Linked DNA regions of Homo sapiens: region 1 is linked to region 2. Evidence: read pairs that join two places in POLR2A ChIA-PET (ENCODE). Cell type or tissue: PC-3. All regions are shown on one strand. Links, peaks and the distances in the headings refer to the core of each region. The heading gives the core; the rest is flanking DNA.

What was found. Peaks named below come from ENCODE experiments on the same cell type or tissue, not always from the same donor. Only the 100,000 strongest peaks of a DNase experiment are listed, where the experiment ranks them.
Region 1: POLR2A ChIA-PET joins it to region 2 with 14 read pairs; 3 of 35 experiments call an interaction of 5 or more read pairs at or near these places.

What each region holds. Positions count from the first base shown.
Region 1 is chr9:105,168,657-105,184,527 of GRCh38, reverse strand. No RefSeq gene overlaps it. Among named protein-coding and RNA genes, the nearest start is that of SLC44A1, 68 kb to the left of the region's middle. RefSeq lists an enhancer at 10,692-11,280. In PC-3, for the core only: no CTCF peak of the experiment used is centred there; no DNase peak of the experiment used is centred there.
Region 2 is chr9:105,272,396-105,288,266 of GRCh38, reverse strand. The region is part of intron 1 of SLC44A1 (solute carrier family 44 member 1); the gene reads right to left. Among named protein-coding and RNA genes, the nearest start is that of SLC44A1, 36 kb to the right of the region's middle. RefSeq lists a silencer at 11,293-11,493. In PC-3, for the core only: no CTCF peak of the experiment used is centred there; no DNase peak of the experiment used is centred there; H3K27ac peaks cover 339 bases.

The DNA.
Region 1 (15,871 bases), core at 3,551-11,550, 100 kb after region 2:
ACTGAGAGCCAAAGCAGAAAGGCAATCCCATTCACAATTGCCACAAAAAGAATAAAATGCCTAGGAATACAGCTAACCAGGGAGGTGAAAGATCTCTACAATGAGAATTATAAAGCACTGCTCAAAGAAATCAGAGATGACACAAATAAATGGAAAAACAGTCCATGCTCATGGATAGGAAGAATCAATATCATTAAAATGGCCATACTGCCCAAAGCAATTTACATAATAAATGATATTCCTATGAAACTACCAATGACATTCTTCATAGAATTAGAAAAAACTATTTTAAAATTCATATGGAACCAAAAAAGAGCCCAAATAGGCAAGGTAATCTTAAGCAAAAAGACAAAGCTAGAGGCATCACATTACCTAACTTCAAACTATACTACAGGGCTACAGTAACCAAAATAGGATGGTACTGGTACAAAAACAGGCACATAGACCAATCAAATGGAATAGAGAGCCCAGAAATAAGACCACACACCTACTATCATCTGATCTTCAACAAAGCTGACAAAACAAGCAATGGAGAAAGACTCCCTGTTAAATAAATGGTGCTCTGATAACTGGCTAGCCATGTGCAGAAGATTGTAGCTAGATCCCTTCCTTACACCATATATACAAATCAACTCAAGATGAACTAATGACTTAAATGTAAAACCCAAAACTATAAAAAACCTGGGTGACAACCTGGGCAATACCATCCTGGACATAGGCATGGGCAAAGATTTCATGAAGAAGACACCAAAAGCAATTGGAACAAAAGCATTTTTTGTTTGTTTGTTTGCTTTTTTGAGACAGGGTCTTGCTCTGTCATCCAGGCTGAAGTACAGTGGCAAGATCTCAGCTCCCTGCAACCTTTGCCTCGCAGGTTCAAGTGATTCTCGTGCCTCAGCCTCCTGAGTAGCTGGGACTACAGGCGTGCACCACCATGCTTGGCTAATTTTTGTATTTTTAGTAGGGACAGCATTTTACCACGTTGGCTAGACTGTTCTCAAACTCCTGGCCTCAAGTGATCCATCCACCTTGGCCTCCCAAAGTGCTGGAATTACAGGTGTGAGCCACTGCACCAGGCCAAAAATTGACAAATAGGATCTAGTTAAACTAAAGAGCTTCTGTACAGCAAAAGAAAGTATTAACACAGTAAACAGACAACCTACAGAATGGGAGAAAATATTTGCAAACTATGCATTTGAGAAAGGTCTAACATCCACATCTATAAGGAACTTAAACTTACGAGAGAAAAACAAACAAACCCGTTAAAAAGTGGGCAAAGGACATGAACAAACACTTTTCAAAAGAAGACGTAAATGTGGCAAACAAGCATATGAAAAAAAGCTCAATATCATAGATCATTAGAGAAATGCAAACCAAAACCACCATGAGATACCATCTCACTCTAGTCAGAATGGCTATCATTAAAAAGTCAAAAAACAACAGATGGGGAGAGGTTGCAGAGAAAAGGGAACACTTATACACTGTTGGTGAGAGTGTAAATTAGTTCAACCATTGTGGAAAGCAGTATGGCAATTTCTCAAAGAGCTAAAAGCAGAACTATTGTTCAATCCAGCAATCCCATTATAAATAAATAAATAAATATCCATACATTCATACTGATAGAAATTCCAAATAATGGATAATTCCAAATAATGGATAACTCCATTATTTGGAATATCTATCAGTATGAATGTATGGATATTTATTTATTTATAGACAGAGTCTTGCTCTGTTGCCCAGGCTGGAGTGCAGTGGCACGATCTTGGCTCACTGCAACCTCCACCTACCAGGCATGTATCAGGTATACACCCAGAGAAACATAAATCATTCTACCATAAAGACACATACACCTGAATGTTCATTGCAGCACTATTCACAATAGCAAAGACATGGAATCAACTAAATGCTCATCAATGACAGATTGAATAAAGAAAACGTGATACATATACACCATGGACTACTATGCAGCCATAAAAAGGGATGAGATCCTATCTTTTATGGGAACATGGATGGAGCTGGAGGCTATTACCCTCAGCAAGCTAACACAGAAACAGAAAAGCAATGCTTCATGTTCTCACTTATAAGTGGGAGTTAAATGATGAGAACTTATGAACACAAAGAAGGGAACAACAGACACTGGGCTCTACTTGAGGGTGGATGGTGGGAGAAGGGAGAGGAGCAGAAAAGATAACTACTGGGTACTGGGCTTAATACCCGGGTGATGCAATAGTGTGTACAACAAACCTCCATGACATGAGTTCACCTATGTAACCAACCTTCATGCGTACGCCTAAACCTAAAAGTTTTTTTTTCTTTTTAATAAAAAGGGACTGCTTAGGAGGGACATCCTCCCACTGCCTCATCCATGGATCAGGGAGGCACGCCAGGGAGTAACCCAGTTCTGCCCAGCAAGCTACACCCCACTAACTCTGGGCCCTGTCTGTGCTATTTAACATTTCATTCAAACAGGAGCTCCTGGGAAGAAGCTTGGCTCAGTATCCTTGGCAGATCACCCCTCAAAGTCTCCCTCAGGTATATTCTAAGTGAGGACGGATCCCATATATACCTCACTTAGGCTTTACTCTGCTCTGCAAGCACAGGCAAGACCAGCTACATCTTTGCACGCCACCCCTGGTTCTTAGTAGGCCAAGAACCTCAGAAACTGGGAGGGCACTAAGAGCTGTATTTTAGAAACTGTGTTGAAATTACATTTATTCAGCTTTGTTCTGGGTGGGCCCTGTACCTGGCACTGCTAACAAGTGTTTCAAGAAGGTGCGAAGGAGATATTTTTCCAGGCAAAATAGAATATATTTCCTCTTCAGTTTCATTTGACTGCTTGTTTAAAAAAAAATATGAAGATAGTACAGAGAGTTCCCATATACCCCTCATCTAGTTTCTCCTTTATTAACATCTGCCATTAGTGTGGTGTATTTGTCACAATTAATAAACCCATAGTGATAAATTATTGTTGGCAAAAATCCATACTTCATTCAAATTTCCTCTGTTTTTTCCTAATGTCCTTTTTTTTCTATTCTAGGATCTTATCCAGGATACTGTATTACATTTAGTCAGAGTGTCTCCCTGCGTTCCTCTGGAGAGGACTTTCCTTACTTTTGATGACCTTGAATATCTCGAGGAGTATTGGTCAGGTATTTTGTAGAATGTCCCTCTGCTGGCATTTGCCTAATGTTTTTTTCATGAGTAAACTGGGGCTATGTGTTTTTGAGAGGAAAACCAGAGTTAAAAATGCCATTTTCATTATATCATGTCAAGGGTACATACTGTCACTGTTGATGTTAACCTTGATTGCCTGGCTGAGTTAGTGCTTGTCAGGTTTGCCTACCGTCAACTTCCTCTTTATCTTCCCTGTTTTCATACTCTACTTGTCGGCAGAAAGTTACTATGTAAAGTCTGTGCTGAAAGAATTGGGAGTTATGCTCCACTTCCTTAAGGGTGGAGTATCTACATAAATTATTGGGACTTCTGCACAGATTTGAACCTTCTCCCATTTATTTTTCAATCATTTATTTCTATCAGTATGAACATATGGATATGTATTTATTTATTTATTGAGACAGAGTCTCACTCTATTGCCCAAGCTGGAGTGCAGTGGCGCGATCTTGGCTCACTTCAACGTCCATTTCCCAGGTTTAAGTCATTCTCGTGCCTCAGCCTCCCAAGTAGCTGGGATCACAGGCATGCACCACCGTGCCTGGCTAATTTTTGTATTTTTATAGAGACAGGGTTTCACCATGTTGGTCAGGCTGGTCTCGAACTCCTGACCTCAGGTGATCCACCCACCTCGGTGTCCCAAAGTGCTGGGATTATAGGCGTGATCCACCGCACCCAGCCTAATGTATGGATATTTATTCTATATTTTGGATGAAAGTCCAATACTACTTTATTTATTTTGTTGTATATAATTTTATTTCAAAGTTCTGCTTCTTACAATATGTGGCTTGTGCTCTCAGTGAGATGTCAGGAAGTAGTATTTGGCTAAGATCTAAGATTGCATGCACCAGCATCCTTTTGTGCCTCAGCCTCCCCTCCTTGAGGTTCCCAGGGGAGATAACTGCCAGAGGACAAGGCCAGCACAAAGGAATCCTCTATTATCACTAGATCAGCCTCTACCCTCTGTTAAATTATAAATTTCAAAAGTGAAATAAAAATATGACTTGTATAAAACAACAGAATAAACATGTATTAAAGGTGTTATTTAACTCATTAATTAGTGAAGGAACCAGTAAGATAGTGTACTAGTCAGGGTTTTCTAGACAGACAGAACCACTAGGATGTAAACAGAGAAAGAGATAGAGAGATTTATTTTAAGAAATCGGCCCATGCAATTATGGAGGTTGGCAAGTCCAAAACCTGTAGGATAAATTGCCAGGCTGGAGACTCAGGGAAGAGCCGATGTTGCAGATTAAGTCTGAAGACCATCTACTGATAGAATTCCCTCTTGTTCGGGAGACGTCAGTCTTTTGTTTTATTCAGACCTTTAACTGACTGGATGAGGCCCACCCACGTTATGGAAAGTAATCTGCTTTGCTCAAAGTTCACCGATTTAAATATTCATCTCACCTAAGAACACCCTCATGGAAACATCCAGAATAATATTTGCCCAAATATTTGGGCATCATGGCACAGCAAGTTGACAAGCCTATTTGAGGAATGGGCTATTTGAAGGCAATTTTAAAAAAGAACATCAGAGTAAGGTCACTGGGCTAGATACATTGTTAATATCCTATAGGGCAATACACTACAACCTTTGGGAGTTTCTACTTTTCAGAAATCATTTGCTTCTCTGCTAATCAAAAATCTACAAATTAACATGCAACATCACTGATGATTCTCAACCTTAATTAATAGTAAATAGCAAAGTCATAGAGGATACTGTCTCATTGCATGTTACATAATTCTTGGATGAGCCTTTTCAACAATGAATGGTTCAGTGGGTCACGAAAGGACAGCTTGAGGGCGAGGTGCTGTGGCTCCAGCCTGTAATCCCAGCTACTCTGGGGGCTGAGGCAGGAGGATCCCTTGAGTGAAGGAGTTTGAGGCTGCAGTGAGCTGATTGTGCCGCTGTACTCTAGCCTGAGTGACAGAACGAGACCCTGCCTTAAAAAACAAATAAAAAAGAGGCCTGGTGTGGTGGCTTATGCCTGTAATCCCAGGACTTTGGGAAGTTGAGGTGGGAGGATCACTTGAGCCCAGGAGGACAAAGATTCAGTGAGTTATGATCTCACCACCTCACTTCAGCCTGAAGGATAGAGGGAGACCCTGTCTCTAAATAAATAAATAAATAAAGGACAGGTTGTACTCTCTTGAACTAATGTTTTGGGTATTTTTCTTACCATGTCATACCCCAATGTCACCTCCTATGAAATTGCAAGAGAGCATTTTGCCAGCCTATGTCGACCTGGTGGCTTCTCCCCAGGCTTCACTTTGTTTCCACTGAAGGAAACAGAAGATCATTCCCAGTGGGGAGGTAGCTCCATGCCTCTCTCTCCCTAGTCTAAGAAGAAAGAGAAGACTGTGAAGAGATAACAGCAAAAGAGGTATCTGAGAGGGGCCACAGAGAACTTTCAGAGGGCTATAGAACTTTAGCTTCTTTTCTTCTCACACCCAAAGCACCACTTCCTGGCAGAGTGGTCCAAGAAATACTAAATCTGATCAATGGATTGATTGATTGATTGAGATGGAGTCTCGCTCTGTCACCCAGGCTGGGGTACAGTGGTGCGATCTTGGCTCACTGCAACTTCCGCCTCCTGAGTTCAAGCAATTCTCCTGCTTCAGTCTCCCAAGTAGCTGGGATTACAGGTGCCCACCACCACACCTGGCTAATTTTTTTATATTTTTAGTAGAAGTGGGGTTTCACCATGTTGGTCAGGTTGGTCTCAAACTTCTGACCTCAGGTAATCCACCTGCCTTGGCCTCCCAAGGTGCTGGGATTACAGGCTTGAGCCACGGCCAAGAAATACTAAATTTGATTGATTTATATCAACATCCTGTTCCTTGATGGTGGGGTAAAATGAGGCTTGATGGAGTGATAGAACCTTAATTTTCCTCAATAAAGCAAAATATCCTAACGTGGCTTCCAAATTTTAACATCGCGCAATTGTACGAATTTTTATTTAATGCCTTTCAGACTGAGTGTTGAGGGCCAGGCTGTGTCTTCTACGGCTTTGCATTCTCCACAGCATCTGGCATTAGGCCCGGCATATTGCAGGCACTCTATAAATGGCAGCTGCCTGAATAAGGGGGTATTATCATTTGGGGGTTTTGTTAAAAATGGGATCACGAAGGAGAAAGTGTTTGGAGGAGGCTGCATGAACAACTCGCTATTCGTAAGGCCATGCTGTGAGGGGGTGTTTTGAGGACACACTATCCCGGAAGAAGTGGCTTCCAGAAGCACAAGAAAGCCTTTTATTTTGTGAAATGAGACCCAGATGGCAATACCAAATAACAACAATTATGATGATACATTTTTTATAAAAGATCCCAGGCCTGACAATGTCTGGCTTTAAATTATAAATTGGCTCATTATCAGGAAAAAAATATTTATTGAAACACAGCAATGACCAATGAGCTCATTATCCTAAGGTGGCAGCCAAGAAGTCCTAAGACACAGACCTGTTGTAAAAATCAGGCAGTTATTTGTGCAAGCGGTATTTGGTGCATAGCTTCTCAACAGGGATAATTTTGTTCCAAGATGAGTACCAGGGACAGGAATCAGACTTTGGGGTCCTAGTCGATCATCTGGAAAATAGGTCTAATTGGGATGTGTCCCTTGGAGGTTTGCTTCATTAATTTCTGGTTGAGAGCTCAGAAAGCTTCAAATCAGACTCCTCAGCACTGTGCTCAGCCTTATTTAAATACCTACATCAAACTGCTTAGTCTATTTCACTTTATTTCTTAAGCCTCTCTGTTTTTTGTTGTTGCTACATTAAGACTTTCTTAGGAATTTGCCTAGATTCAGCTAACCGTCCCTCTACTTCCTTCTTCAGAAGACTCTTCTTTGTGTCTCCTGGGGCATTTTAAATATTATTTAACATAGAATATACTGAAAGACTCGGATACCTCTGAGGTCACAAATAATAAAAGGGAATGTACCAGAAGATCACCTGGAGTGATGGTTTCTACGACAAGCAGCCTGGTGGAAAGAACTTATGTGTCAGATGGCTCTGAAAGGGAATCAGGAGTCTAAATGTACTAGGTATTTGACCTTAGACATGTTATTTTATTATTTATTTATTTTTGAGATGGAGTTTTGCTCTTGTGGCCCAGGTTGGAGTGAAATGGCATGCTCTCAGCTCACTGCAACCTCTGCCTCCTGGGTTCAAGCGATTCTCTTGCCTCAGCCTCCCAAGTAGCTGGGATTACCGGCACCCACAACCACACCTGGCTAATTTTTGTATTTTTGGTAGAGATAGGGTTTCACCACATTGGTCAGGCTGGCATTGAATTCCTGATCTCAGGTGATCCACCCACCTTGGCCTCCCAAAGTGCTGGGATTACAGGCATGAGCCACCGCGGCCAGCCCTTAGACATGTTATTTAGTGTTATTGGGCCTCAGTTTCCTCATCAAAAAGAATGAGAATAATACCTACTTTATAGTGTGGCTTTAAGAATTAGAAACAATGTTCGTGTAGTTGTTGCAGCATAGCAGCTACTTAATAAATGAAAGCAATTATTATCATCCTTCCAAGAATGCCAAAGTTAGGAGACCTGGTGGGGAGAAGAGGAGGTTTAGGAATTCTTTCCTAAGGTGTCCTGAGCTGGCAACAATGGTAGTAGGAGTCCCTGGTCCTAAACAAATGTTGCCATCTAGTTCCCTTTACAGCCATCAGCGGTAAAAGAAACATGCTGGCAATGTTTAAAACTCAAAAAAAAAAAAAAAAAAAAAAAAAAGAAGCAGGAAATGGACTGAGTGAGAATCAAATAGACAAGACTGAAAGAAACAACATTTGTCACTCTCAACTAGGATACAGATCACCTCGCTTCATAAACCAGAAATTGAGGCTCATAGAAGTAAAATAGAGTAGTATTTAGGAGCTCAGACTTTGGAGCCAGACTGCAAGACATGCTCTAAATGTGTTTCAGTTTCCTTACCTGAAAATGAGGATTTATCAGTCAGGATAGGCTAGGTTATGCTGTGGTAACAGACAATTCCAGAAATCTCCAAGACAGATAACAAACATTTATCTCTTGTTCATACTTTCTGTGCTTCATGAGTTGGCCATGGCTCCATACCAAGCTTTCTTTTTTTTTTTTTTTTGAAATGGAGTTTCGCTCTTGTTGCCTAGGCTGGAGTGCAATGGCATGGTCTCGGCTCACTGCAACCTCTGCCTCCCAGGTTCAAGCGATTCTCCTGCCTCAGCCTCTCAAGTAGCTGGGATTACAGGCACCTGCCACCAAGCCTAGCTAATTTTTGTATTTTTAGTAGAGATGGGGTTTCACCATGTTGACCAGGCTGGTCTTGAACTCCTGACCTCAGGTGATCTGCCTGCCTCAGCCTTCCAAATTGCTGGGATTACAGGTGTGAGCCACCGCATCCAGCCCATTCCAAGCATTCTTCATCCTCAGACAGAGCCACCACTAGCTGGGACACTGCCAGTCATCGTGGCATAGGAAAGGAGAACACGGCCAAGCACTCACTGATTTTTAATCCTTCTTGTTTGGAAGTGTCACATCACCCTTTATGACTTTTATTGGCCAAAGAAAGTCATGGGGTCACTCCTCTGTTCGACAGGGTGGAGATGGTTTAAACCTCCTACCAGCAAGAATTCTGAAGAAGGGAACCCAAAGTATTTGGTGAATAGTCATCTGGTTTACTACAGGTGATGATAATGATAATAAAAGACCCCCTTGTGGGATGTCCTGACAACTGAGTTATTATTACACATAAAGAACTTAGAAGGGCGAGTGATGCAGTGATGCACATTTTTTTTTTCTGAGACAGAGTCTTGTTGCCCAGGCTGGAGTGCAATGGAGTAATATCGGCTCACTGGAAACTCCGCCTCCCAGGATCAAGTGAATCTCCTGCCTCAGCCTCCCGAGTAGCTGGGATTACAGGTGCATGCCACTACACCCAGCTAATTGTTGTATTTTTAGTAGAGATGGGCTTTTGCCATGTTGGCCAGGCTGGTCTTGAACTCCTGACCTCAGGTGATCCACCCACTGAGACTACAGGAGTGAGCCACCGCACCTGGCCACAGTGATGTGCATTGACTGTAACATGTGTTTGCTGTTATTATTGCTGACCATTATACAGGGGATTAGTGATGGAGCTAGTGAAATAGATCCCAGCTGTCCTAACTGAAAGGCAAAAAAAAAAAAAACCCTTGTATTTGTACTGAGAGCTATGGATCCACAGACAACCAAGGGCAAAACACATGTAAAAACTGTCATAAAGCAGGTTTTAAAAAGAGAGTGAGGAAGCTGAGGGAGAAAGGATAGAGGGAAAGTGAAGGAGAAAGAAAGAAGTGAGAGCGAGAGGGAGAGGGAAAGAAAAGAAGTAAAGGAAGAGGCCAGGCACGGTGGCTCACGCCTGTAATCCCAGTACTTTGGGAGGCCAAGGTGGGTGGATCACTTGAGCTCAGGAGTTCGAGAGCAGTCTGGCCAACGTGATGAACCCCCATGTCTACTGAAAGTATAAAAATTAGCCAGGCGTGGTGGTGCAGGCCTGTAGTCCTAGCTACTCAGGAGGCTGAGGCAGGAGAATCGTTTGAACCTGGGAGGCGGAGGTTGTAGTGAGCTGAGATCGCGTCACTGCATTCCAGCCTGGACGACAGAGTGAGAATCTGCTCAAAAAAACAAACAAAAAAAAAGTGAAGGAAGAGAGAGACACCACCCAGGGACAGAAACTTCAGGGAGACGGGGGACTCAATAACTCCTGAAGCACCATGGTAAGAAGCTAAGCTGCCTTTGTCAATTCCTTCTTTTGGTTTGGACTGGTCTTTCTAGTAGGCTTGTTTTGCCTTTCATTAAACTACTGATTTCCTTCTGCAGCTAGCACCTCTTCCTTTAATTGTTCTCATCAACTTGAGTCAATGGTGGATGGAATGGTCAGGGCACTCACTGAGAAAGGAAATTTCCCCCGGATTCTAGCCTTAGGTGATGAGAGCAATCCTGTCTCAGTTGTATTCAGTGCTGGGGTAAGATCAAGTTGAAAGTTAGGCTCAGGTAGAGGGCTGGACCGCTCTCTTCCCAGGCTCCCAACTGTGACACAGGGTGCAGTGGTAGAAGGTAGGGATGCTGCCTGAATGTGGGACAGGGGATTGTCCCTGAGTCTGCTTACTGGGGCCAATAATAAGAACTAACCTTCGAATATCATTATGTGTACAACACTACTAAGTGCTCACATCTATTAACTCATTAAATCCACAACTCTAGGCTGTATGGTATTGCTTCCATTTTACAAATGCAGAAACTAAGGACACATTGGCACGTAGCTTGCCTGAACTCACGCACACAGTTCACAGCAAGCAGCTGAGCTGGGATGTGAATTCTGGCAGTTTGCTCAGAATCCACGCTCTTGACAACTATAATGCAACATCCTCCTTTCTATTGCCTGCTTGGGGTCCTACTTCAATTTTTTGTGGCCTAATAAAGAGAGTCCTTCTTTTAGGTTCTGGACATACAAAACTTAGAATTTAGTTTGAGGGGCTCATCCTTTCCATGCTTATAAGCAAAGAAAGGATTTTTTGCTCATAAAAGAACAACTTACTGCTTTAAAAAAAATGCTGCTAATTATTATTACTTTGGCTTCATTTGCCATTAATTTGTCTCCAAGAAACACAATCAGCACAAACATTGAGAGCTTCCTTATAGCCTACCAGGAGAGTGTTGGTGGGTCTCAGCAAAGTGTTCCCTTTTGGGAGGTGGCTCCCCAGAGCCCTCGGACACAATCTGCTCCCAGATCCTCTCAAGCGTCAATCTGCACTGATTGCCTGTTCTCAACTCCCACAGGCAACCTGCCTCCTCTTGACTATCAATAGCTGTCACAGCCTAATTTGATTGCTGAGTCAGACAATCAGTCTTAATTGCCTGTTTCCACCTCCAGCTGTGTCTCTTGTGGGCGGAAAAGCCTCTCTCTTGGTGCACTGCCCTTCCCCCTGGATCAGAAGCCCAGGTAGCGGTCCAGGCCACCTGTAGGATCATCTGCAACTTCTGATCCCACAGGTTCCCCATTTTCCTGGGCTGGACCTGGAGGGAGGTGAGGGTTTTGTTCACACACTGAGTCTCTGCTATTAGCCTGTACACCACCCTCACTTGGTCCTGCTCTAGTAGCAGTAAGTTCTTTTATAAGCAAAGAATACTTTCTATGGGGTGGAGAGAATGAGCCCCTGAAACTAAATTCTAAGTTTTGTATGTCCAGAGCCTAAAATCAGGGCTCACCTGCTTTATTAGGCCACAAAAAATTTAAGTGGGGCCGGGCGCAGTGGCTGACGCCTGTAATCCCAGCACTTTGGGAAGCCGAGGCAAGCAGATCACTTGAGGCCAGGAGTTCAAGAACAGCCTGGCCAAAACATGGCGAAACCCCACCTCTACTAAAAATATAAAAATTAGCCAGGTGTGGTGGCGCTTGCCTGTAGTCCCAGCTATTCAGGAGGCTGAGGCATGAGAATTGCTTGAACCTGGGAGGTGGAGGTTGCCATGAGCCAAGATTGAGCTCCAGCCTGGGCATCAGAGTAAGACTCTGTCTCAAAAAAACAAAAAAAGAAAAAGAAAAAAAAATTGAAGTGGGACCCCCAAGCAGGGATTAGAAAGGAGGATGTTACGTTATAGTCATCAAGAGCGTGGATTCTGAGCAAACTGCCAGAATTCATGTCCCAGCTCATCTGCTTACTATGAACTGTGTGCGTGGGCCTGTATCCTCTTTTTGGCTCTACAGACTCACTCTTGCTGTTCTCCAGGCTGCTACCTGTCCCGGGAGCCTGACCTTTAAGGATCAAAGGGCTTCTTTGCTTTTTGGCTTCTGGCTGGGTTTGGGGAGTGAGCAGCCGGAGAGAAGACCTGAGGGAGTCAGGACATGTATTCCCCTAGCATCCTCCCTGTGGGATTTCTTCACATTCTTCCAGATGGAAGGTCAGGCCTTCTCTCAAGGGGTCTTCTCATGACTTTCTGGATTCTATTACGGGCTTCCCTCCCTTGCTTTCAGAGTGTGCTGCAGATGAATTATTGGACTTAATTCTTCACCCCTCCTGGTTTCCATGCTCTTTGCCTGAATGTGACTTTGTAGTTACTCCCCGCCAAAAAGGAGGGATATATTGCCCCTTGCGTTTGGGCTTGGTTTTATGACTAGCTTTGGCCCATGAGATGTGGGTACACCCAACCATCTGCGCCAGTTTCAAGCCTAAGCCTTTAGGAAAAGCCTTAGCATTAAGAGGAAAGCCATTGCATGGGGGTTGTTTTGTTTTGTTTTGTTTTTGTGCCTGTCATCTTCACAGGAAGAGCTTCCCCTGGGCAACTGCTGCCTCTTTAGTCTGGGGCCCAGAATGAACACATGTGGAGTAGCCCAGAGCTTGATCGACAAAGAGGAGCCAAGCCCAGGTGGAGACACCAGCTTGAAACAGAGCCCCCAGCTGACCGCCATTCAACCTGTATGCCCATGAGAAATACATGCGCATGGCTGCATTCCACCAAGAGCATGAGAGAAAGCTGGTGACATCCGCTGCTACCAGCACAGGCATCCCTGCAGGACTCCTTGTGCTTTCTCTACACTCTGCTTCTACTCCATAAATACTTCCTTTACTAAGCCCTCAGGGAACCATCCTAATTTGAGTGTCAGCTGTTTCCTGTACTGACACTGAATGAATGATACAAGCACTGGGCCCAGTCCAGCCCCACAGCCATGTCACATTGTCAGCAAAAGTTCAAAATACTACACTTGAGACCAACTGCCCCTACCCCCATTTGTTTCCCATTTGCTATTTAAACTGAAACCCTTATCTTAGAAGCTGGTCATGAGATCTTATTTTATCTTTTTTATGTGTTAGTTTTTAGAATTTCAACTTGTTATTTGGAAAAAATTTCAAACATATGCACAAGTAGAGACAGCATTATAACAAACACCTATGTACCTGTGATCCAGCTTCAACAATGATGGACATTTTGCCACTCTTATTTGATCTATTCCCCTACTGTTTTTTTTTTTCTCTCTAAATCTAATGACCTTTCAAATTCCAGAGGAATCTAGAGATTCCATCGTACTTCTAATCTTCTGTAATCTCTTGGCAGCATTTGCTGCTATTGCTCACTCTTGCCAATCTGCCATTGCTGTCTCCTAGTTCTTTTATCTCTTGTGACTGCTCTCCATTTCCAGTTTTTGACTCCTGGTCTGGCTCTTAAATGTCAGTGTTCCTGAGGGTTGGCCTTGTTCTTCACCATCTTCTTTCTCTCTATGCTGCCTTCCTGAGTGGTCTCATTCACTCCTATGGCTTAATCTGTAAGCCCACTCCATTTTCCTGGGCTATCCTTTCTGTCTGTCCACTAAGGATCTTCACTTGGAGGTCTGTAAACCCTTCACACTGAGCATGTCCAGCCCCAGCCAAACTTCACAACTTCTTCTCGAACCTTCTCCCTCTCCACTTCTTTTTCTGGATTCTTTCATACCTTCTCTAGTACCCTGCCACATAACTAGATATTGTACACCTCTCCTTACCCAGAGCTGACTATTCCACTTCTGAATGGTCTTTCCAATCCTTCCCCTGTTTCCATTTCCACCCCCTTGATTAAGACCCTCATCGTCTCTCACTTGGGACATTTTAATATTCCCTCTGACTATTCTCTAATGGCTGTTTCCTCTGCTAAGTAGTAGCATCACTTTTCTAAATCACATTATCAAAACATGTTAACCCCAGCTCCAACTTATAAATCTTCTATGGTTCCATTCAGGATATATTCTAAACATTTTGGCATGACATTGAAACCTCTTCACACCTTTTTTTCCTTTTTCTTTCTTTCCTTTTTTTTTTTCTTTTTGAGACGGAGTCTCGCTCTGTCACCTAGGCTAGAGTGCAGTGGCGCGATCTTGGCTCACTGCAACCTCCACCTCCCGGGTTCAAGCAATTCTCCTGCCTCAGCCTCTCAAGTAGCTGGGATTACAGGCATGTGCCAACACGCCCAGCTTTTTTTTTTTCTATTTTTAGTAGAGATGAGGTTTCACCATATTGGCCAGGCTGGTCTTGAACTCCTGACCTTGTGATCCGCCCACCTTGGCCTCCCAAAGTGCTGGGATTACAGGCATGAGCCACTGTACCCAGCCCTTTCACCACCCTTTTTTCTAATCTCACCTCCTGACATTGTCCTCTGTGTACCCTGTCCTCCAAATAATGTGGCTTTGCTTTTTTGTCCCCTAACATATCATGCTTTCATGTGGCCTTTGACATGCTGACCACTGTCTTGTTTTGTAGGATAAAAAATGAGGTTCTAGTTCTCAAATAACAAACACCTATGTACCCATGAACAAAGGTGTTTATTGTTTGAGATTTCGAAGTGCCCCTTCCACAGCTCTTGCCCTTCTGAGATTCTTGATGGCATTTGAATTTGTTCCTCCCAGAGGAAATTGTCAACATGGTATTTAACTTTTTTTTTTTTTTTTTTTTGGCGACAGAGTCTCACTCTGTAGTCCAGGCTGGAGTGCAGTGGTGTGGTCTTAGCTCAGTGCAACCTCCGCCTCTTGGGTTCAAATGATTCTTGTGCCTCAGCCTCCCAAGTAGTTGGGATCACAGGCACGCGGCACCATGACCAGCTATTTTTTTGTATTTTTGGTAGAGATGGGATTTCGCCCTGTTGGTCAGACTGGTCTTGAACTCCTGACCTCGTGATCCGCCCACCTTGGCCTCACAAAGTGCTGGGATTACAGGCATGAGCCACCGCACCCAGTCCGTATTTAACTTTTTGAGCAATCTCCTTAGAATTTCTCTGTTCAAAAGGGGCCCATTTGCCATGGTAATGGTATTGTCTCCACAGACATACTGGCAATATAAAGTTTCTAACTCTTCTGTAGGACTTTGGGTGTCCCTGAGGCAGAAATGATGTGTTACTCATCTTTTTATATATCCCCAGTGCCTGGCACATATGAAATACTCAGTGTTTGTTTGAACTGCATCTAAATTAGTATTGAGACTAGGGAGTAGGATCTGGAGAAGGCACAAATGTTGCCAACCAATTGCAGAGAAAGCTGCCAAACATATAATCTATGAGCTGGGAGGCTGGGGTCACACCATTCCCTGCAGTGAGGGCCTCCAAGCCTGTCGGATGTCAGTTGCATCTGCAAAACTAGGAGTTCAGGGGGAAGGTTGGATTTTTCTTTATTAAACTTGTCATTCCCTAAGGTGGGGCTCTGACAGAAGCCCAGTGAGATGTCAAGCTAAGACAGCTGTTGCCAAACCTGGTGGAGGCATTTCAGACAGCTGGGGATACAGCTGCTGCCGCAGACTTCATTTGCAACAGCCTTTTCTTCTTTAAGGAGGTCAAAATGCTTAACAAATACATAGCAATAGTAAAGCAGCTATGGTATGATGCAGACAGAATTGGATCTGAGTCAGATCACGTGGATCAAGTATCAACTCTACTTCTTATTAGCTGTGTGACTTTGAACAAGTTATGCCACCCCTTTGAGCCTCATTTTCCATACTCATAATACTGACTGCTGTGAAGACTGAATGAGGTAATGTATATGTAAATGTTTTATAAACTGTAGAGCACTGCTCAACTATTAGGTATAATTGGAATACATTAAAATTACATTTAGTCTTCATCTCTCACACACACACATATACACACAGAGTATAGAATAGTGTAATGATTAATTACATGTCAGCTTGACTGGGTCATAGGATAGCCAGGTGTTTGGTCAAACATT
Region 2 (15,871 bases), core at 4,034-12,033:
TAGAAAATAAATCTACAACTGGGATATTAAAGTCATAAAAATAACTATGAAGACTGTATAGTAACATATAAAAATGATTATAATAAACAGTTGTGTTAGAAACATGGTTTGAAATTGCATCTATGCTCTGATTATACAAATATGCAAAGGAGAATATGCAAATATGTAAGCATTAGAAAGGGATGATGCAATTTTTAAGTAATTTGATTTATAATGCATTTTTCCCATTCTGATTTCCATTAATGCTATTTAATTATGAAAGAAATAACATACATTATATATAATATATGCTCCCATTTATCCAGATTATGCTTTTTCTACTTCCTCATTATATCACCTATATATCAAAACCACCAGAAAATGTTTAAGTCATTTAACCTAACACTTATTGATGGGAGATTAGAACACTTCAAATTTCCTTAGAAAGCTGTATGCTGAGAATGACCCAGGTAGGAGCAAGATTTCTCCTGAAGAATGCAGGAAAACTGGCAATTTAGAGAGGTAAACAGGTATGGAGAGGGAAAGGAACACAAACCTGGGCTTGAATTCTAGCTAGTCTTCTAAACAGTAGATGATCAGCTGAACTGACCTCCCCACCTGCAAGGTAAGGACAACTACTCTATAGCATGCATTGTTTTCAGGATAAATGATTTTAAGTTCCTAGGACTAAGCCCTAAATCATTGTTATGTCCTTTCCTAGTGGGATACAGGAAAATCTTCCCTATGAAGCATTAAAAAAAGTGAGTTCCCACAAATATTCATCTCAAACATCTTTAAGTTGTTCCCATACTGTACATATTATAAAATGTGTGTTTGAAAACTGAAAAACTAGTTGTAAGGGAAATACAACCAGAAGCAACGAATGAGTACACAGTTTTATAGACAATTGTGTAAGAAACAAATTAATAGTAACTTTCAAATGACAATACAATGAGAAAAACTGAAATGCCTTTTTTATAGCTTAAATTTTCCACCTAGCTTTACTGAGGTATAATTGAGTAGTAAAAAGTATATATATCTAAGGTGTACAACATGATGTTTTGATAAACATACAGACTGTGAGGTCTTAAAGTTTTAAAGGAAGTTGAAGGAAACTTCAATTCTGAAACCTGTAATCAACCAAACTTAAAAATCCATTCATTCAATAAATAACTTATCATATAAAAGGAAGGGTGCTTGGAGCTTAAGAGATTCAGCTACTTTACTTTCACCTTTCTGCTGTTCTCTTGCTAATTTACCTTCCTTGTCTCTGGGTTCTACCCTTTCTGTCCTCCCTTTCATATTTTATTTTATTTATTTTTTAAAGAGAGAATCCTGTTTTGTCACCCAGGCTGCAACGCAGTGACAGGATCATAGCTCACTGCAGCCTCAAACTTCTGGGCTCAAGTAATCCTCCCACCTTAGCCTCCTGAGTAGTTAGGACTACAGGCATGCACTGCTATACCTGGCTGATATTGTTATTTTTTGTAGAGATGGGGTCTCGTTTATGTTGCCCAGGCTGGTCTCAAACTCCTGGCCTTAAGTGATCCTCCTGCCCTGGCCTCTCAAAGTGCTGGGATTACAGGCATGGGCCACTGTGCCTGGTTGTCCTCCCTTTTATAACACAACCCATTTGAGTTCGTAATTGAGGGTTGGCGAAATTATAGGAAAAGCTGCACGTATTAAGGTAGAAAAAGATTATAGATCAATCAAAATTAAGACTATTACCAAAATGATGTTTTATACAAGTACTTAAAGTGACTGTGTAACACTAAATCATAATACCATACAAAGAGACAGATTTTAGCTAATATTATTGAGCATATTCCATGTGCCATTTTGCCTGTATTAACTCATTTATTCTTCAGAACAAGTGTTATGAAGTTGATGTTGTTATTATTCCCATTTTACTGATGAGGAAACTGAGACAAAGGGGGTTAAGTAATATGCCCAACTCAAATGGTCAGTACGTACTACAGCAGGAATGTGAACCAGACAGTTGGGCCAGGACCCATGACACTTTGCTGCGCTCTGTTTACTGTGGTTAGCATATCCTGTGTAGACACTGTGGAATGAACTATGTGGAAAAAAGGAGGGAAAAGAGGAAAATGAGAGGCGTAAGAATTGCAGTAAAAATACCGCAGTACATTCTACAGCTTAATTTATCTAAAATAAAAAATTTTTTTTGAGACAGGGTCTCACTCTGTCGCCCAGGCTGGAGTGCAGTGGCGCAATCTCGGCTCACCGCAACCTCCACCTCCCAGGTTCAAGTGATTCTCCCATCTCAGCCTCCCAAGTAGCTGGGACCACGGGCACATGCCACCATGTCTGTGTAATTTTTGTATTTTTAATAGAGACGGGGTTTCATCATGTTGGCCAGATGGGTGTCAGGCCTCTGAGCCCAAGCTAAGCCATCATATCCCCTGTGACCTGCACGTATACATCCAGATCACCTGAAGCAACTGAAGATCCACAAAAGAAGTGACAATAGCCTTAACTGATGACATTCCACCACTGTAATTTGTTTCTGCCCCACCCTAACTGATCAATGTACTCTGTAATCTTCCCCACCCTTAAAAAGGTTCTTTGTAATTCTCCCCACCCTTGAGAATGTACTTTGTGAGATCCACCCACTGCCCGCAAAACGTTGCTCCTAATTCCACCACCTATCCCAAAACCTATAAGAACTAATGATAATCTACCACCCTTTGCTGACTCTTTTCGGACTCAGCCCGCCTGCACCCAGGTGAAATAAACAGCCTTGTTGCTCACACAAAGCCTGTTTGGTGGTCTCTTCACATGGACGCGTGAGACAGTGGGTAAATTATTTTTTTTTACATGGTTAACTTTTTCTTACAGGAAAATTATAGGTCATAACCAAGAATAGCATGTTATTAACATATTTTGTCTTTTGATTTCAAAGGTAATTTCCAAATGTCCAAATATTACTCTTGATATTTGAAGAAAACACCTGCAGTGATATTTAACAGGCAGAAACAAACTGTTGTTTCCTCCTAGCCATCTGTAACTTCCACCTAAATTCTGTAAAACACTTGATTGTATTTCAAAAACAATAATACTTAAAGTGCTACTTTGCTATTAAAAAAATCACATACAATGCCCATCAACTGATGAGTGATTAAACACAATATGGTACATCCATGCCATAGAATATAATTTTGCAATAAAAAGGAATGAAGTAATGATACACACATGCTACAACATGAATGAACCTTGAAAACATTCTAAGTGAAAGAAACCAGGCACAAAGCCCATATATTATATAATTCAATGTATATGAAATACCCAGAATAGGCAAATCTATAGAGACAGAAAGTGGGAGTTGAGAGGAAATGGGGAATGACTGCTAATGGGTATGGGGTTTCTTTTGAGGTGATAAAAATGTTCTAAAACTGATTGTGGCGGTGGCTATTCAACTCTATGAACATACTAAAAATCATTTTGTATGGTATATGAATTATATCTCAATAAATTTGTTATATGTATAAAAGAAATCACATTAAAACACTTCAAAGGGTCCACATTGGCCACTTCACCTGCAGAGTTCTGCTGACTTCATGACAGACTCCATATGAACACTTTTCATATAGCTACCGCATCAGATATACGAGATGAAAGTGGAAGGTCTTTAAGGTAAAGACTTGGGTAATAATGAAATTTGATGAACAAAATCATGTTTCTGAGAAATCAGAAGTTACTAGAATTACTAGATAAGGTGCTGACTTTCAATCCCTCTGTAGGCAACACAAGGGAAGAGGGTAAATAATGTTGCAGACAACTAAAATATAACATAAAATAGATCTGAATTAGAAAAATCATCTTATAGAGATCAAAGGACTCACGTGACAAGGCAAAACCAGACTGCAGTATAAACACAGCTACAGAAAGATTGTACTTGTCAGGACCGGGTGCAGTGGCTCATGCCTATAATCCCAGCACTTTGGGAGGCTGATGTGGGAGGATTGCTTGAGCTCAGAGTTCAAGACCAGCCTGGGCAACAAAGTGAGACCCTATCTCTTAAAAAAAAAAAAAAAAAAAGACTGTATTTGTCAGAAAATAGGAAATGGATAGGGCAGGTAGACACATACTACTATTTACTTAGCACCTATTAGGTGCCAGGATTTGTACCTGGGTAGTTATAGTGAAAAATAAAAGTGTGACAGATAAACCTTGATACTGTCCTTCCAAACTGTGTTGGGGAAAGGGTCCTAGAAGAGTGAACTCTGGCACCTAGCTTCTCATGCAGACGTGCTTTTACTGCTGAATAGACAATTCAGGCTACTGAACTGAGGCTGCACCATGGGTCATCCAGCCTACTCCCCTTCCCTTCATCTGATTCCATGTCATCAGGCAACCTTCTGACTGTGCTCTTGCCTTCCACAGGTTGACAAGTGGAGTGCAAAACATAACTAGAGAACTACAGAAAAATAAAGCAATAGAGCAATGGAGCTTATTGCAATTACAGACACTTGGGAAGAATATATACAGACTAAGCTGCTAACATTTGTTATCTCATAAGGTGGAATGAGAAAGGACTCGCACATATTGGGATTGGATTTTTAAAAAATAACCATACTACTTTTCTATTAAGAATAAATGTAATAGTTCTTAAATAATAATAATTTGGCTTTACTTTCACACTTACCAAACTGACAAAAAATTTCTGGTCTGCCTGTCAGTTGATTCTTGAATAAATTAGCCTGCTGGGTTGATAGGTGTGTCTTATGATGTAGTTTTACATGAATTCTACGTTAAGAGAAGAGTACACTTTAAATCTAGCAAAATAAAGTTCTAAGTCTCCAAAGCCCCAGAGCTTTGTGGATTCTAAGGTCAATGACACTTAGCAGAGCGCCTCTTCACAGCTATCAGCTGGCCTTCCTTGGTAAAACCTAAACCACACCAAGTACTTCCCATTCAAATTCTACAAGCAGAAAATATTAAAGAACTACAATTTAGACCGTTTCCAGAGAACTTCTCCTAGCATTTCAGTATAATTTACAAATAAGCAGCTCTTAGATCTGCAGGCTTGCCTTACTATCTTTGGATAAAACAAGGTTGTTTCTCCACAATCAACCAACCTTCAGCACCCGCTCCATGCCCGGAAATAGATCAGAACCATGGAGGAAGTCCTAGGAGCATGAGAGTGCTGAGTTTAACCTGGCCTTACAATTTGGGTCCAAAGTCCAACTAAACTCCCATCTGTGGCCCAAGGTTTAAAATTAAAGGTTGAAGTATCCTGCAGCACGGGCCACTGAATGTGCACTGACATTTCAGCATCAGATAACCAGCTGACCTTCAGCTACCCCTAAGTATGACCAATGGGTTATCTCCAAGTGACTGCTGTATATGAAGATGATATATCGTCACAAAACCCCCAAATCCTCCTTCTTGGCAAATTCCAACTATTAAAAAATCAAGACGTGCCAGGCGCAGTGGCTCACGCCTGTAATCCCAGCACTTTGGGAGGCCAAGGGGGGTGGATCACGAGGTCAGAGTTCAAGACCAGCCTGGCCAACATGGTGAAACCCCGTCTCTACTAAAAATACAAAAATTAGCCGGGCATGGTGGCGCACGCCTGTAATCCTAGCTACTCAGGAGGCTGAGGCAGGAGAATTGGTTGAACCCAGGAGGCGGTGGTTGCAGTGAGCCGAGATTGCACCACTGCACTCCAGCCTGGCTGACAGAGCAAGACTCCATCTCAAAAAAAGAAAAAAAAAATCAAGACCCAATCTATTATTAAGAAGCAAGTAGAGAAGGAAATAACACAGAGGACTCAAACATCAAATTGACAGTCTGATCAGAAGACTATTGCAGTCCTTTCCAACTTTGACATTCAATGATTCCATGATCAGCAAACATTCACAAGAAAACATATGGGCACACCAGAAGCTGAGTTAAGGAAAGCCAGCTAAAGATCAAAAGTGATTAGATTAGACACACTCAAATAAGTGAGGGGGAACAGTGAACCATCAAATTAATAGCTCTACAAATGAGAGATACTAAATTTGTTCTTAAAAAAAAAAAAAGCAACCAAGAAAAATGAATGCTAATAAGCCTAACTTGAATAAGTAAATGCTCTAAAAACACATGTATCTATAAACCTCCACACCCAATGAGTCATTAAGACATCCCACTTGTAAAGCCAGGTCCCAAGCTCAGACAGACCTGCACTGGTTTGTATACAATTACGGCAATTTATCTTGCCCACCAGCCAGTCTTCTATGTGTCTGTTACAGCTACTTTTCTCACAGTGTAAAATTAATCTGTGTTAATCCCACAAAAGTAACTATTTTCTTCTCTCCTCAGTCTCTGTACCCCATCCCACTCCATGTCAATTGGTTCTTTCTGTACTGCCCTAAGTAATGATTCTCAGTCACAGGCTTCAAATAACTATACAACTTAAACAATATGGCTCCCAAATTCACAAAGTCTTCATTTCTCTGAAAGCCAGTTAAATCCTGCTTCTTTCCACAAAGTCCACCCAAGAATAAGCTGATCTTCTATTAGAACTACAGATGCAATCACAAAGGAACAACCCATTTTAAGATGGCACATGTAAGCCTGGGTTACGAAATGACCAGCTAGTAGTCATCCACTGTAGAATAAAAAGTGCAAGCCCCTGATGGAAGCCCTATGTCAACAAACATGGCAAAGGACCCCAAGCCTCTATACCTTCAAACCTCCCTTCCAGACGATATCATGTCTGCCTGGCCCGTATCAGACACATCCTTTACAACAAGATATCACCTTAGTCGTCACTCCTAGACACAACCCTTCATGCATTCATATACTACCACTGCCTCCATGACTCATCTTTCTGGTGACCACATTTATGAAAACTATTATAGGCAATAATTAAATAATATCAAAAAGATAGTAAAAAAACAAAGAGAAAGACTATAAGCACCTTATCAAGGAAGAGAGTAAAACACATGTGCCACTGCCAAGAATATCATAGGTTTCGGAAAGAAAAGAAGGCACCAGAGGAACATCTCTGTTCTGGTCCAGAGCATTTGCCTAGCAACACCCCTCTCCTTAATCTTCAGTCATTGTATGACTTTGTTCCCAAAGAGGCTGCTCCCAGGGTACGCCCCAGCCACCCTACAGGGATTTCTCTACTGAGAGCATCTACAGGTCCAGCTCCCTCAAGGTGCTCTCCATGACAACAGTGAATTTTTTGCTCTGTTATGTCTATCTTATGCTTCCTGGGGAAGGCAACTACAAAAAGGAATGTGCTCTGGCCTGGGAGTCACAGGTTCACCTCGGTGGGCTGGGTGATCTTAAGAGGGTTTCTCAGCATGTCCTGCCATGTCTGTGCCATTTGTGTGCTGCAGTGATCTCACATTGACTCACACCAGCTCATGAGAGACAACCTTGAACATTTCTTCCTAACTTCTGCTCATGGACTTTACATCGGTAGCTTAAAATTAGTCATAGTGGGAGTATATACACCATGGAAATCAGCAAATGTAGCAAATCTGGATTTTTTTTCTTCACTTGGAGAGCTGGTTGTTAAACACCAATACAACACTACTTGTGCCTCAGTTTGTTACCCAATTTGTTTTTCTTTTTGTGGAAACAAATTTTTGTACAGCCAAATCAACTTGACTTTAGACCTTGTCTCAACACTTTAAAGCTCTTCAGCTATTTAATACTGTTTTCTTCTATTAATACCTGTTTATGGTTTCATGGAATTTATTTTGACGTATAGTGTGAGTAATACTGTTAATTCAGAACAGCTAATTTAACAAATAATAAATTCTTATTTATACTATGGTCTATGTGTAGACTATTACCTTCCATTAACTTTTGGTCAACAACAAAATAGCAACTAACATCTTTTTGAGTACTTCCCAAGCACCAGCAATTTGCTCAACTCTTTATCTCATTTAATCCTACACTTTACAGGTGAGTAAAGTTATCCTTGAAGACATTAGGTACCTGGGCCATAGTCATGTGGCTGATAAATCAGAGCTAGACCTGGAATCCTATACTCTACCTCCAATACCTCAACTCATGACCATTATTGCTAAACTGCAACACAGTGTTGACCACTATTTTTTAATTTTGATATTAGTCCTCCCTTTATGCTTCTTGCTTAGAATCATTTTGTAAATCATTTTGTCAATTTTACTCAAATCACGTTAAATTTAATTGGAACAGTGACATCTCAATATTCTAGTTTTTGTATTCAGAAACAATGTATGTCCCTCTAGTTCATTTATTTATTTTAAAAACCTCAAGAAAAGTTTTATAGTTTTCTTCATTTCAACTGGACATATTTGTTAGGGTTATTTCTAATTTTATATTTGCTGACGCTTTGATAAATGGGATTTTTTTATGCTACATGTTTCTAACTGGTTATTGCTAACACTTGAGAAAGATACTGATTTTTGTATACTTACCAAATACAGCACTTGTAATTTTTAGTTGATTTTCTTTTTTTTGTATTTTATCTCCTCTCAGATCATTATACTTACTTTGGTATGGTGGATTATTGCACGAGTTAGAACTTCTAGAACAATGTTAATGGTGATAGAAGGTTTATATATTCCTGATGTAAACTGAAGATGCCCTACTGTATCACTGTCGAGTACAAGACTGACTTGTTGGTTTAAGACAGTGGATCTTATTAAAGATACAGTTTTCTCGGCCAGGCGCAGTGGCTCACGCCTGTAATCCCAGCACTTTGGGAGGCCGAGGCGGGCGGCTCACGAGGTCAAGAGATTGAGACCATCCTGGCCAACATGGTGAAACCCCGTCTCTACTAAAAATACAAAAATGAGCTGGGCATGGTGGTGTGCAGCTGTAGTCCCAGCTACTCGGGAGGCTGAGGCAGGAGAATCAGCTGAACCCGGGAGGCGGAGGTTGCAGTGAGCCGAAATTGTGCCATTGCACCCCAGCCTGGGCAACAGAGTCAGACTCCGTCTCAAAAAAAAAAAAAAAAAAGTTTTCTTTTCCTAGTTTTAAAATGGCTTAAAAAAAATAGATGTTGAGCTTTTTCAAATGTTTTTTGAGCATATTATTAAAATAACTTAAAGTTGTTCTTACTGAATACCTTTTTTTTTTTTTTTGAGTCTTGCTTTGTCGCCCAGGCTGGAGTGCAGTGGTGCGATCTCAGCTCACTGCAAGCTCCGCCTCCCGGGGAATACCTATTTTAAACTGAAAAATCCTAGACTATCAATAAGGAGGTAGATCTGAGTTTGGTTCCCGGGTTGAAGGGCAAATCTAAGGAGTCCTAGGTCAGCAGCACAGTTTGTTCTGCTGCAGTTTCTTTGACAAGCATTACCTCATATCTGACTGGCAACAGATGAATGCTGTTGGCATAATGGTGAAGTCACATTGGCTCACATGCAATTTTTCTCAGCATAATAATGTTTTCAAGCATAGACAAGTTTTCTCATGATTAAAGAGAAAGCCTTGGCAATATAAGATGACCTTAAAGGCGGAAAAAAAAGCTGAAAGTCTACAGAAGTGACTTACTTTAGCATATGTGGTAGCTGATTCAGTGGCTTCAAAAACCACTATACTTTCCTTCTAAGTTATCTGGCAAAGCTGCAAATGCAGATGAGAAAGCTGCAAATACAGCCAGGCATGGTGGCTCATGCCTGTAATCCCAGGACTTTGGGAGGCCGAAGCGGGTACATCATTTGAGGTCAGGAGTTCGAGACCAGCCTGGCCAACATAGTGAAACCCAGTCTCTACTAAAAATTCAAAAAGGCCAGGCGCGGTGGCTCACGCCTGTAATCCCAGCACTTCGGGAGGCCGAGGCGGGTGGATCACGAGGTCAAGAGATCGAGACCCTCCTGGTCAACATGATGAAACCCCATCTCTACTAAAAATACAAAAAATTAACCGGGCGTGGTGGCGGGCGCCCGTAGTCCCAGCTACTCGGGAGGCTGAGGCAGGAGAATGGTGTGAACCCGGGAGGCGGAGTTTGCAGTGAGCCAAGACCGCACCACTGCACTCCAGTCTGGGTGACAGAGCGAGACTACATCTCATAAATAAATAAATAAATAAATAGAAAAAGAAAAAAAAATTAGCCAGGCGGTAGTGGCACACCTGTAATCCCACCTACTCAGGAGGCTGAGGCAGGAGAATCGCTTGAGCCTGGGAGGCAGAGGTTGCAGTGAGTGGAGACAGCGCCACTGCACTCCAGTCTGGGTGACAGAGTGAGACCCTGTCTTAAAAAAAAAAAAAGAAGGCTGCAAATACATTCCTCCCTGTATTGAAACAATGGATTAAGAAGGCTATATGCTGGATCAGCTTTTCAATTTTTATCCAAATGGTCTCTATTGGAAGCAAAATACCCTCTAACACCTATTTCCCAAAGAAGAAAGCATGAGCCCCAGGGTTTACAGCTACACAGAATTTTCTGACTGTGATACTGGAAACAAGTACCAGTTAGAGTTGACTGTGCTGGCTCTTGTTTTATTTTGTTTTTTAGTACTCTTGTGTCAACAACAGAACTGCCACTAACATTTTTTGAGTACTTCCCATGCACTACTTGGTTACATGGGAAGGACCAAGCCCTATTAGGCTACTTGGTTTACAAAGTTCCTCAGTTTTAGTTGGTCCGTCCCAACTCCCATCAGCCCTATTGTTTTCAGTGCCTGATTTTGCAAACATGGGTTGTTTATTGTATTTTTCAATTATTGTTGAGGCTTCCATTTTATTCTGTTTTTGTTTGCTTGTTTTTTCCAGGTTCACCTATATGGTGTGGCAGCAGAAACATTTGGCTCCCCATAGAACCACTGGATCTTGTGCTACCTGCTTACCAGAGTGTGGCCTGCTTGAGATTTGAGATTTTCTTTGAAACCCAGTTAGCTAACAGGCACGAGTACCTGCCATCAGGGAATCTAAGACACTTGATTTAGACACTGAAAAGTTTAAATCATTATCATGAATGGAGTAACTGCAGTAAAGAGAGGGTTGTGCAAATTTCTGAAGTGTATTCAAGAGATGAGGCTGACCACACTCACGTTCCATTGTCTCATCCACAACACACATCTATTACCAACTCCTGATATTCTACACAACCTGCTCCACCAACAGCCTTCCCTACTTCAGTAAACAGTAATTCCACCTTCAGGTGTTCAGACTGAAAACCTTATTGCCACTTTCTCACAGCATCTATCCAGTTCATCAGAAAATGCTGATGGCTCTGTCTTCCAAATATGGCCAGAATCTGACCACGTCCTATCAGTTCTCCACTGCTACCACTCTCGTTCAAGTCACCATTATCTGTCACCTCTATTACTGCAATAGCCTTCTATCTGCTTCCACCCGTGTCCCCTCAACACTAGTTTCAATAACGTGATTGGAAAGCCAGATCTTATTACTCCTCTGCTCGAAACCCCATAATATCTTCCTGTCACATGCAGAACAAAAGTCAAGTTTTTATAATGGCTTGGAACAACACCCTAGATGCTTGGGCACAAAATAGCCTGGACCTGCTGTTCCCTTCCTTCCACTTCTCAGACCACTCTGGTTTTCTTGATGCTACTGAGCTCTCAGGATTGCCTCCTGACTTTTGCACTTGCTATTCCTTCTGCCTGGAATGTTCCTTTCTTAAATATCAAGTTTGTTTGCCCCCTCATCCCAGTGAGGCTTTTCGTGACAACCCTATTGTAAACTGCAGGCACATACACACACACACACACACACACACACACACACACACACACACACACACACACACGGCTCCCCATCCCCGTTTCCTAACTTAATTTTCTCCAAAACAGTACATATCTTCATCTGCTATACTGTATATTTTACCTGTGTCTCTGTTTAGTCCCCTTAAAAAATAAGTAAGCTTGGTGTTCTTTGCTGTATCCCCAGTACATAGAATAGTTCCTAGGGCATAGAAATCTCAAAAACTACTTACTGAATGAATGAATCAGGTTCACTGCATGACATGATGAAAGCAGTGACAGATTGAGATTGTGACTCTTCAGTCACCTTAATCTTCACAAATCCAAGAAATATTTGAAGAGGTATAAAGAAGTTGACTTTATTTTAATGCAGTCATATGGCTAGGCTGTGAAAACCTGTTCAAGAGATTTATTAAGCTGCTTCCTCAGATCAAGGACACTTGGAATTAAAGGGCTTGGAGTGGCTCAACTTGTCAGACGCCCTGGTGACTCTAAGATTGTTCTTCCAGGCAGGCACGGAGGCTCACACCTGTAATCCCAGCACTTTGGGAGACCGAGGTGGGCGGATCACCTGAGGCCAGGAGTTTGACACCAACCTGGTCCAACATGGTGAAACCCCGTCTCTACTAAAAATATAAAAATAAGCCGGGCATGGTGGCAGGCACCTGTAATCCCCGCTACTAGGGAGGCTGAGGCAAGTGAATTGCTTGAACCCAGGAGGCGGAGATTGCAGTGAGCTGAGATCGCGCCACTGCACTCCAGCCTGAGCGACAGAGCGGCACTCCGTCTCAAAAAAAAAAAAAAAAAATTGTTCTTCCATGATGTGACAAGACATCTGAACACACCAAAACTGAAACTACAGGGGGCAAAAAGCAGTAGCACTGCTGATATGATCAAGGAAACACAAGTGCTCTGATTCAAACCAGACATGTAGATCAAATAATAGGAGACTGCATTCATTTTTCATAAGCTGACCAATCCTCAAACTCAACAGAATCACTAAATTTAAAACTTTGAGAATATTTCCTAGAACTCAATTTCAAAAGAAGGTTACAAATTTTATAAGGAATCACACTTTCATTGTCTGTGTTTACCTCCAAGGTGGATCCCTCAGGGACAGGCCTGAATTACCAAGCATTTATCCCATTGCATGGCTCACATTTTCATGAACAAAATTCAAGAGCTGAAAGCAAAATATGACCAACAAAAACTCAATATTCATGACATTCTGAAGATGAATTTACTAAGCTTAGAGCTATGCCAAAACTTCTGAAATGCACTCAACTTTGGAACTTGTTTACAATCCCTGATGCTGTAAAACACATTATTTTCCATGAAAGAGCTAAAATCAAAGCTGAAGCTACCATCTGTGATGTAAATCTAGCATTACAACAAATTGAGATAGGCCTCCCTAATACATGCTACGGTTGTATAGTTGTTTCTTAAACACTACTCTCCTGTCAAGACTAGCTCCAAGCCTTTAACTTTGTACTTCTGAAGAAAAAAATTTATTATTTTTCAAACTGACTTCAAATTAAATTTGAAATCATAATACTATTGAACTGTTTTATATCATTATTGTTAAGAATTTAAACTTCACATGGGTCCACATGTGTGGATTTCAAATTATATAATTGCTCTAAAAGTACAGGTGCTTACTTTTCAATAGGATCAAGGTTATGAAAGATAGAAACACCTGAGAAACTCACAGATTGGAATGGATGAGATAACTAAGAGTTCCTGGCTCTACTAAAAAGAAGCTACTACATGACACAGGCAAATCACTTAACCCTATCTATGTGTGCCTTATTTTCCTCACCTGTAACAGTTGTGAGGTTAACCACGGTATATGTAAAATACATACCACTACATATAGCAAATAAGTAAACAATGGATACATAGTTGTGTTACTGTTATTTACTCTACCCATACTGTTCAACAATATGTTATTAAATTCTGGGCAGAAGAACTTGTTTCATGATCAGAATGATAGGTCCTCATCCTATGCTTTAAAAGATTCAATATTTCTATAGGTAGGTGACATGAAACACTTAGTTAACAATAGCCAAGGTAATTTATGCTGTGTTCAGAGAAGGAGGTGGTCAGTGTGGACTGAAGAGGAAGGCTTCTTGAAAGGAGGGAATATGAACTGGCTCATCAGGATAGGATTCAGATAGGAGGAAGAAAAATTCCAAACAAGAACATCATAAGTAAAAGCAGTGAGGCAGGAGTGAAGACGCTCATTCAAAAAGGCCAATACACCTCCACGAGTACAATTCTTGTTCAGTGACAAAGGCCAGATGAGTAAACTGAGGGCACAGTCCAGGGGTAACTTTGAATCTAATGCTGATAGAAAAGATATATTGCAAAATAGAATCAAAGCGGAAAAGGAGTAGCTTCATATTGCTTAAGGGGAACATCTGGTAAAATGCGAATTAGTGGTTTATCTAGTGAATGAATGAAGAGTTTGCTATAATGAGCATAAGCAAAACCTCACAGATGGATATATCCTTTACTGGTTTTTTTATTGGCTTTATTCACTACTTTTCCCTCTAACATCAGTGTCAGTATTACTACCCTACCCTGTCTTTAAGTACCATGAAACATATTTATATGCATAAAGAAATAATAACCTACAGAACTATCACATTCATTAACATGTGACTGTGTGGGTGTGTAAAAGCAGAAGACAACAGGGTGGAAGATTCCTTGCAACTTAGAAATGCTGTTTGATCTCTAAAGAGCATCACAGCCAGGGAAAGTAGATTATTATTAATCCTACTAAGAGAAAAAAAACTCAGACACATATTGTTGAGGAAAAAAGCAAAAACAGTGATTTTAGAGCAATACAAAACTGCTTAATGAAGTATGATACGGCTATGTACAATGGTATGAACTGTCACTGCTCTGTGACTGCAGGTAAAAAAAAAAACTCAGACAATATACTCAGAACATAACATTTGCTAGTAATGGACTCACATCTTCAAGATTCCTACTGCTTGAATGAAATTCACTCAGTTGCAATTTTACACAAATCATCCACCATGAAATGATATAAGAGCCCAGCATCCTGAGTTTACATGTGAATTTTTCAAATCAATCCTGTTCAATAAGAACTAGAAAAAAGCAAAAAAGGAAAAATACAGCTTGTAAGCATTAATAAAAGCCAAATGTAATCCATTCATCTCCACAGTCTACATGAACCATGTTGACAATAAGGAATAACATCCACCCCCTTCTAATTCACCAATAACTCTATGTTTTAGAAATAGATTTTGGTCACTCATACTCTAATCAAACTTACTGTAATAAAAATTATCGGGCTGGGCGCAGTGGCCCATGCCTGTAATCCTAGCACTTTGGGAGGCCGAAGCAGGTGGATCACCCGAGGTCGGGAGTTCGAGATGAGCCTGGCCAACATGACAAAACCCTGTCTCTACTAAAAACACAAAAATTAGCCAGGTGTACTGGTGGGCACCTGTAATCCCAGCTACTAGGGAGGCTGAGGCAGGAGAATTGCTTGAACCTGGGAGGCGGAGGTTGCAGTGAGCCAAGATCGCGCCACTACATTCCAGCCTGGGTGACAGAGCAAGACTTCATCTCAAGGAAGAAAAAAAAAATTATATATACATACATATATATATATATATGAAAGAAAATTAAACGTACTGAAATTATTTTAACATTATACTTACTGTGGCATAAAATAATATTTACTTTTCTTTTTATTACCTACTTTCATGCATGTGTCACAAGAAAGGCCAGAGGCTTTGAATTTGCTTATATCCCTTAGCAGATGAGGAGACCTACTTTCAGCATTTGTGCTAGACAATGCTACACAAATTGAATTTTTTCAACTGACCAGTAGGCCATTCATCAACCTTAAGTGGAATTTGGGATACCTAAAAAATAGAGGAAAGAAAATAATATAAGACCTGTGTTCTAATTCCAACTCATTTGCTTACTAGCTAAATAATCTTAGACCTTTAACCTTTATGAATCAGCTTTTTCACCTGTAAAGAGAATAGTGATACCTAATACATACGGCTTTTTTTTTTTTCTCTCAGCCTTTCTCAAAGGTATATAAGTTTGTTCTTGATGGTGGTTCCAGATTTTCTGCATTGAGGGACACACGCAGTTCTCTGATTGGAAGGAGGTACAAGAACATGCCTCTGCATAGCACTGCATTGAAGATTATGAAAAGATTAACTGTCCTA